2 separate regions of the Homo sapiens genome follow, and region 2 is linked to region 1. A link is a contact called in ENCODE Hi-C or POLR2A ChIA-PET data. All regions are on one chromosome and are shown on one strand. The core of a region is the stretch at or near the end of the contact, and the rest is flanking DNA. Distances in the headings are between cores, read along the strand shown. Region 1 holds the start of FDX2-ZGLP1 (FDX2-ZGLP1 readthrough). Region 2 holds the start of ATG4D (autophagy related 4D cysteine peptidase).

Region 1 (3,435 bases), core at 662-3,161:
CTAGGTCTTATAGCTAGAAAGTAGCAGAAGCAAGATTTGAACCTGAAACTGTTCGCTTTCCCTCAGGGCTGGGGGGCAGTGGCAGGGGGGCGGGGTGGGTGCTTCCTCTGGCCCCCAGGGAGTGACCTGTTCCACCTCTCCATTTCTCCCAGGCAATCGGCTCTTCCCCGCTGGGGTCCGGAGAAGGGCTCCTGGGCCTCAGCCCCGGGCCTAATGGTCACAGCCACCTGCTGAAGGTACGGGCAGGGGGTGGGGACATGCAGGGCTGGGAAGCCCCGGCCCCCCAGCGGCCCCTGACCCGCCCCGCCCTGCCCTCTGTCTCCAGACCCCACTGGGCGGCCAGAAACGCAGCTTTGCCCACCTGCTGCCCTCGCCCGAGCCCAGCCCAGAAGGCAGCTATGTGGGCCAGCACTCCCAGGGCCTCGGCGGCCACTACGCGGACTCCTACCTGAAGCGGAAGAGGATTTTCTAAGTGGCTGGCACCAGAGATAACTCAAGGGCCTGCACCAAATCGCTTTTGGGTTTTCTGATGTTTTGTTTTGTGTTTTTTTTAAACCATTTTCTCTCTTTCGGTAATAGAAAAATCTCTGAAAGACTTTACTGACCAATCAGCCGGAGCCCCAGGAGCCCAAGGGGTGTGGGGGAGTCTGGAGGCCTCATTATGTCTCTGGCTTGCTCCCCACGCTGAAACCCTGCAGCCTTAAGAGAGAGGGGCCCCGGCCTGCTCTCCCTCCCTCCCCCCATCTCCTCCTCCGCTGTGCCCGTCTCTCCGGAGCCCTCCTGCCTCATTGCTCCTGTAATTTTGGCCTTTCGAGTGCCTTGGAGGTTTCCCTGACCTCCCGTGAAGATACAGAGACTGTCTCCTTTTTTTTTAACTTTGACAACTGACTTCTGTTTCCTTTTCTAAGTTTTATTTTTCAAACCACCCCGGACAGCCCCCAGCTCTGATTCCTTCAAGGCCCGGCCTGTCCGGGCCACCATTCCACACCTTGCGGTTTGAAACAGCTGTTTTTCCCACATTTGCTGCAGGCATGGCTGTCTCCTGCCCCTGCCTGCCCATCTGGCCTATACCCCAGCCGTGGGGCCCGGGGTCCCTGCCGCAGCCCCCTCCCCTTCTGATGCCTTAAAAGCTGGGCCCCAGGCCCTGCTGGCCAGAGCCACAGATGCCAAGCTCTGGGAGCTTGACTATGGACCAAACAGCTCTGGCCTAGGGATTGGGCCACCCTACCCAGGATCTCCACCCTGGGGACAGTAGAAGGGGAAAGCCTTCATCTTGGCGAACCGGCCCCACCACCCCCTCCTACCCGGGCCTCCGTGCAGAGATGGGCTTTCTCTGCCAGTCCCCTGCTGTCTGTCTGTGGGAGTCGGACATTGTGCCCATCTCCCGGAGCCTCTGCTGTCACTCGCTTGTTGAAGATGAATTCTTGAATTCTGCCTGCCCACCCCCGGCCAGATCCCTGGAGCTGGCCTCCTTCCAGCCCAGTGCCAGAAACCAGCACTCCATGAAGATAAACTCTGGGCCCGCCCACCAGCAGGACCTGTCGACCTGAGGTGACCCTGGGCCTTGCCCCCAGCCAACTGGGCCACCAGCTTCCCTCCCTTGACTCTGGGGGTCCACATCCACTCCAAGGGGACTATTCCCCCGACCCCACCCCAGTCTCCCCACACGGACCTTTGCTGAATTAAAGTTTGTAAGTAAATGGTTTTAAAGAAATCAGAGTTGGCTGGTTCTTGGGACAAACAGTGGGCTTGAGTGGGAGGTCTGGGATGGCCCCGCGGGTTTACCTGAGATGGATTCCGCCCTGCTCTTCCCACCTGGTCACCGCAGGCCCTAAGCAAACATCTGCGCTTATGTTCCATTGATTATGGGCTTTCCCTCGCCTCCCTGGCGCGGCGCATGCTCAGTCGGTGAGTCACGTGATGCATGTCATGGCCGCCTCCATGGCCCGGGGAGGCGTGAGTGCCAGGGTTCTACTGCAGGCTGCCAGGGGCACCTGGTGGAACAGACCTGGGGGCACTTCCGGGTCGGGGGAGGGGGTGGCGCTGGGGACAACCAGAAAGTTTCAAGCGACAGGTACCTGGGGCGCCCGGGGCGGGCAGCGTTAATCCGTCAGATGCCGGCGGGGCGGGGCTCGGCGCAGCCGCTCACCGAACCGTGTTTTCCAGGCTCGCGCCCGGCTGGAGAGGAGGACGCGGGCGGCCCGGAGCGGCCCGGGGACGTGTGAGTGCAGGGGGCCAAGTCCCCCATTCCTCATCCCACGGAATTCCTCTGGTCCCCATCTTGCCCTGTAGCTTCATCTCGAGGTCCCCCTTCTGCTTTGCCCTATTCAGTACCTGTGCGTCAAGCCTCAATTCCTACTTCCTAACCCTAGATTCTACCCGGGCCCTGAGCCCATCATCCAGTTCGGCATTCGCACTTCCATCTGTCCCCAGGGTGAACGTGGTGTTCGTAGACCGCTCAGGCCAGCGGATCCCAGTGAGTGGCAGAGTCGGGGACAATGTTCTTCACCTGGCCCAGCGCCACGGGGTGGACCTGGAAGGTAGGAACCGGGCAGAGGGAATTAAGGAGGTCCTTATACATTTGTCCAAAAAAAAAAAAAAAAAAACCCACAAATTAGGTGTGTCTCTTCACGTCTTTTTCCCACCAAATATGGACTAAAATCCAAACCCCTCACCATGGCCTCATCTGTTGCCAAGCTCTTATTTGTTAAGCATTTATTAGAGATCACTAGGACTCCTGGCTCCCAGGATTTTGTGTTCTCTTCCCCCTTCCTCCCTGTATTCTAGCCACATTGGCTTTCTTTTTGTTGTTGTTGTTTTGAGATGGAGTTTCACTCTTGTTGCCCAGGCTGGAGTGCAATGGCTTACTGCACCTCAGCTCACTGCAACCTCCACCTCCCGGGTTCAAGCGTTTCTCCTGCCCCAGCCTCCAGACTAGCTGGGATTACAGGCGCCCACCACCAAGCCCAGCTAATTTTTGTATTTTTAGTAGAGACGGGGTTTCACCACATTGGCCAGGCTGGTCTCAAACTCCTGAAAGGTGATCCACCCGCCTCAGCCTCCCAAAATGCTGGGATTACAGGCATGAGCCACCGCGCCCAGCCCACACTGGCTTTCTTGTGGTTCCTCAAACAACCAAGCTCATTCCTGCTTCGGGGCCTTTACATTTGCTGTTCCCTCTGTCTGAAGTGCTTTCCCAGCAAACATTCTGGCTCTTTCTCATCCTTCAGACCTCAGTGTAAATGTCATGTCCCTAACAATCCCATTCCCCTCAGCCCAGCTGAAGTACCCATGCCCTAGTTACTCTGTCTTATCAGTGTGATATGATATATAGCACTTCTCACTTTTTTTTTTTCAAGAGACGGAGCCTTGCTGTGTCGCCAATGCTGGAGTGCCATGATGCAATCATACCTCACTGCAGCCTTGAACTCCTGG
Region 2 (3,435 bases), core at 632-3,131, 230 kb before region 1:
AAGCAATTCTCTGCTTTACCTTGCCAAATTACAGGTGCCTGCCACCACACCCAGCTAATTTTTGTATTTTTAGTAGAGATGGGGTTTCACCATCTTGGCCAGGCTGGTCTTGAACTCCTGACCTCATGATCCACCAGCCTCAGCCTCCCAAAGTGCTGGGATTACAGGCATGAGCCACCGTGCCTGGTGAAACTTTTTTTTATTTTTATTTTTGACACAGAGTCTCCCTCTGTTGCCCAGGCTGGAGTGCAGTGGTGCGATCTTGGCTTGCTGTAACCTCCGCCTCCTGGGTTCAAGAGATTCTCCCACCTCAGCCTCGGGAGTAGCTGGGATTACAGGCGTGTGCCACCACAACCGGCTAATTTTTGTATTTTTAGTAGAGATGGGGTTTCATCATATTGGCCAGGCTGGTCTTGAACTCCTGACCGCAAGGGATCCATCCGCCTCAGCCTCCCAAAGTGCTAGGATTACAGGCATGAGCCACCGTTTCCAACCCCGGCTGAAACTCTTATAAACAACTCTCATCTCTCCAAAACTTACTTGACACACAATTCTAACGTGACTTTGAACTCTTAGTTGGTAAGTAATTCTAATACTGCTGATATGGCAGTTGACCCTGTACTCCTAGTGCACCCCTTCCCCCCTATGGCTCACCTCTGGGCAGGAAATGCAGCAGAAGGCCCTGTGCCAGCATCATCTGGCCGCTGCGTAACATGCACCCCCAGCCACAGTCCGAGGTCAGGCAGCCCCCAGGAAGGGGCGGGAAGTCCCGGCGGTATGTGAGCCACAGGCGGGACACAAAGTCCCGCTGGAAACGCTGTATGTCACCTACAAGAGCGGGTCTGTCAGCTGCCACCAGGGACACTCCGGCGGGCGTGGAGAGGCCTCCCCCAGCCCTGGTCCCAACCACCAGCTCACCCTCGCCCTCGAAACGGTAGCGGCGGCCACAGAGGTGGATGCTGGAGATCTTGCTAAAGCTGGTCCGGCTTTTAACCACCCAACCTGGGGAGACGTAGGGGCAGCGCCCAGCGAGATGAAGCACTTGCATGACAGCAACAGCGCTTCCATTCCCCCATCTGTGAAATGGGCACGATCCTAGTTCCTATCTCCGGGGTGGCTCCGGGGATTCCGTCGGAGGTGGGGCCCCCAGTGACAGCTACAGGAGTGTCCACCATCAATTCAGGATGAAGGAAGGTAGTTCTGATTATTGTACCCATTTTACAGAGAGGGGCAAAAACGGAGGCGCCAGGAAGCAAAGGATCTTGCCCAAGGTCACACAGGGGAATGGGCGGGGCTTGAAAACACTATTGGACCTGCCACAGGTCCACCCTGGGCCGGGCAGGGAGGGGACCCACAGGTGACTCAGGACGGGAACAAGGGTGGGATAACTGGCAGGACCGGGGTCTGGTTTTCCTCAACGGCCCCCGACACCCCCACGATCTCCGGGCCCCCTCCTCACCGTACTTGACGTTGTTCCAGGCTGTCAGGAACTTGGCCTTGAACTTGTCCACTTCGTCCGGCTCACTCGGGCCAGCCCCGGGAGAGCCAAGAGCGGGGCCGCTGGCTCCGGAAGGCCCCAGGCCGTTGGGGTCTGGGCCTCTGGGACCCCGCGGCCTGCGGGCCTCGGGCCGGCGGCGCGCGTCCTCCGGGCTGCTGCTCCGGTACTGCGCGGCGGCCGGCGACACTGAGTTCATGGACGCGCCGGGAGGGCGGACCGAGGGCCCAGGTGGGGGGCTGCGGCCGCTGCCCCCCAAGGGCGACCCGCAGCCGGTTCACGGGGCCCGGGGAAGGCGCTACTCGGCCCCCGTCCCCAGGGTACCGGGCCAGGCAACAGCCGCCGCCGCTGCTACCGCAGCCATCGCCATCTTAGCGGGCCAGGACCCCGGATGACGGTGGGCGTGGCCAAGCCAGACGCCCCGCCCCGCCCTCTCCCCGCCCAGCCGCCTTTCCTGCCCCGATCCCGGGTCGCCAGGCGGGGACCTCAAACCCCGACGCCTTCCCGCGGCCTCCCCCCGCCCTCCTTATCACACCGCCAGGAGCGCGACAGCCCCTTCAGGCCCTTATCGGAGGCAGCAGAGCTGGGGAACCCCTGCCCCTGGCCCCGCCCCTAGTCCTGCCCCCCAGGGCCCAGGACTGACCTCCTGGCAGGCGCCCAGGTGAGACTGACTGCGCACCTGCAGCGCCCGCCCCGCCTCCCGAGTGCACCTGCGCGGGCTGCCGACCCAGAACCCGCCCTGGCCTGGGACCAAATCGACTAGTGTGACCTCCGGGGCAAGCCACGCCTCTCTGTGCCTCAGTTTCCTCATGTGCAAAATAGGGCTGGAATACACGCAACAACATAGACGAATCTTCATGAGAATTATGCTCAGGGAAAAAAAATCCAGGGGTAGGCAGGCGCGGGAGGGAGGGATGAATGAAGTGCTCCAGGAAAGTTTTTTTCAGTGTTTGTTTTGTCGAGACAGCATCTGGCTCTGTTGTCCAGACTGGAGTGCAGTGGCGCTTTCATAGCTCACTGCAGCCTCCAACTCTGATCCTCCAACCTCAGCCTCCAGAGTAGCTGAGACCGCAGACAGGAGCCACCATGCCTGGTTAATTTTTTAAATTTTATTTGTAGATAAGGGGTCTCGCTATGTTGTCTAGGCTGGTCTCAAACTCCTGGCTTCATGAGATCCTCCCGCCTCAGCCTCCCAAATGCTGGGATTACAGGCGTGAGCCACCACCTCAGGCAGGAAGACATTTTTTGGAGCTGTGGATAAATTCAGTATCTTAACTGTAATAGTGGCTTCACAGGTGTGAAAACTCATCAGATTGTACGCTTAAAATTTGCATGGTTTTGTATATGTCTATTATACCTCAATAAGGCTGAAAAAAAACCTCTTTGTTTTAAAAAGTAATCAGTTAACTTTTTATAGAGACAAGTTCTCTCTATGTTGCCCAGGCTGGCCTGAAACTCCTTAGCTCAAGTGATCCTCCTGCCTCAGCCTCCCAAGTAGCTGAGACTACAGGAAAATATTTTATTTTATTTTATTTTTTAATTTTTTTTCTCTAACCTTGCGAGGCCCAAACAGATTTTGGTTGTTGTTGTTGAGACAGGGTCTTGCTCTGTCATCCAGACTACAGTGCAGTGGCCTGATCATGGCTCACTGCAGTCTCAACTGCCGAGGCTTAAGCAAGTCTCCTGCCTCAGCCACCTGAGTAGCTAGGACTATAGGCACATGCCACCACCCCTGGCTAATTTTTTTTTTTTTTTTTGAGACGGAGTCTCGTTCTGTTGCCCAGGTTGGAGTGCAATGGCGCGATCTCGACTCACTGCAAGCTCTGTCTCCCAGGTTCACACCATTCTCTTGCCTCAGCCTCCCGAGTAGCTGGGACTACAGGCGCCCGCCACCACGCCTGGCTGATTTTTTGTATTTTTAGTAGAGACGAGGTTTCATC

What was found. Hi-C counts contacts between places; a loop is a spot of excess contacts on that map. ChIA-PET counts read pairs that join two places held with the same protein, here RNA polymerase II (POLR2A). Pooled maps may share reads with other maps.
Region 2: a pooled map shows a loop between it and region 1 (2.9-fold over the local background). The contact joins the promoter of ATG4D here to the promoter of FDX2-ZGLP1 in region 1. A Hi-C loop is called at or near these places in 1 of 50 pooled maps. POLR2A ChIA-PET finds 5 or more read pairs at or near these places in 4 of 52 experiments (HEK293, activated CD8-positive, alpha-beta memory T cell, activated T-cell and 1 more).

What each region holds. Positions count from the first base shown.
Region 1 is chr19:10,314,491-10,317,925 of GRCh38, reverse strand. FDX2-ZGLP1 (FDX2-ZGLP1 readthrough) reads left to right here and starts at 1,911. Exons shown (of 9, transcript NR_176052.1): 1 at 1,911-2,074; 2 at 2,167-2,221; 3 at 2,373-2,540. It overlaps FDX2 (ferredoxin 2), which reads left to right and starts at 1,911. Exons shown (of 5, transcript NM_001397406.1): 1 at 1,911-2,074; 2 at 2,167-2,221; 3 at 2,434-2,540. The coding sequence starts at 1,930. It overlaps RAVER1 (ribonucleoprotein, PTB binding 1), which reads left to right. Exons shown (of 13, transcript NM_133452.3): 12 at 153-236; 13 at 326-1,714. The coding sequence ends at 472. RefSeq lists silencers at 832-1,023, 2,157-2,276.
Region 2 is chr19:10,542,350-10,545,784 of GRCh38, reverse strand. ATG4D (autophagy related 4D cysteine peptidase) reads right to left here and starts at 1,881. Exons shown (of 10, transcript NM_032885.6): 1 at 1,460-1,881; 2 at 919-1,002; 3 at 655-828. The coding sequence starts at 1,694. RefSeq lists an enhancer at 895-1,490 and silencers at 1,536-1,715, 1,766-2,105, 2,116-2,165.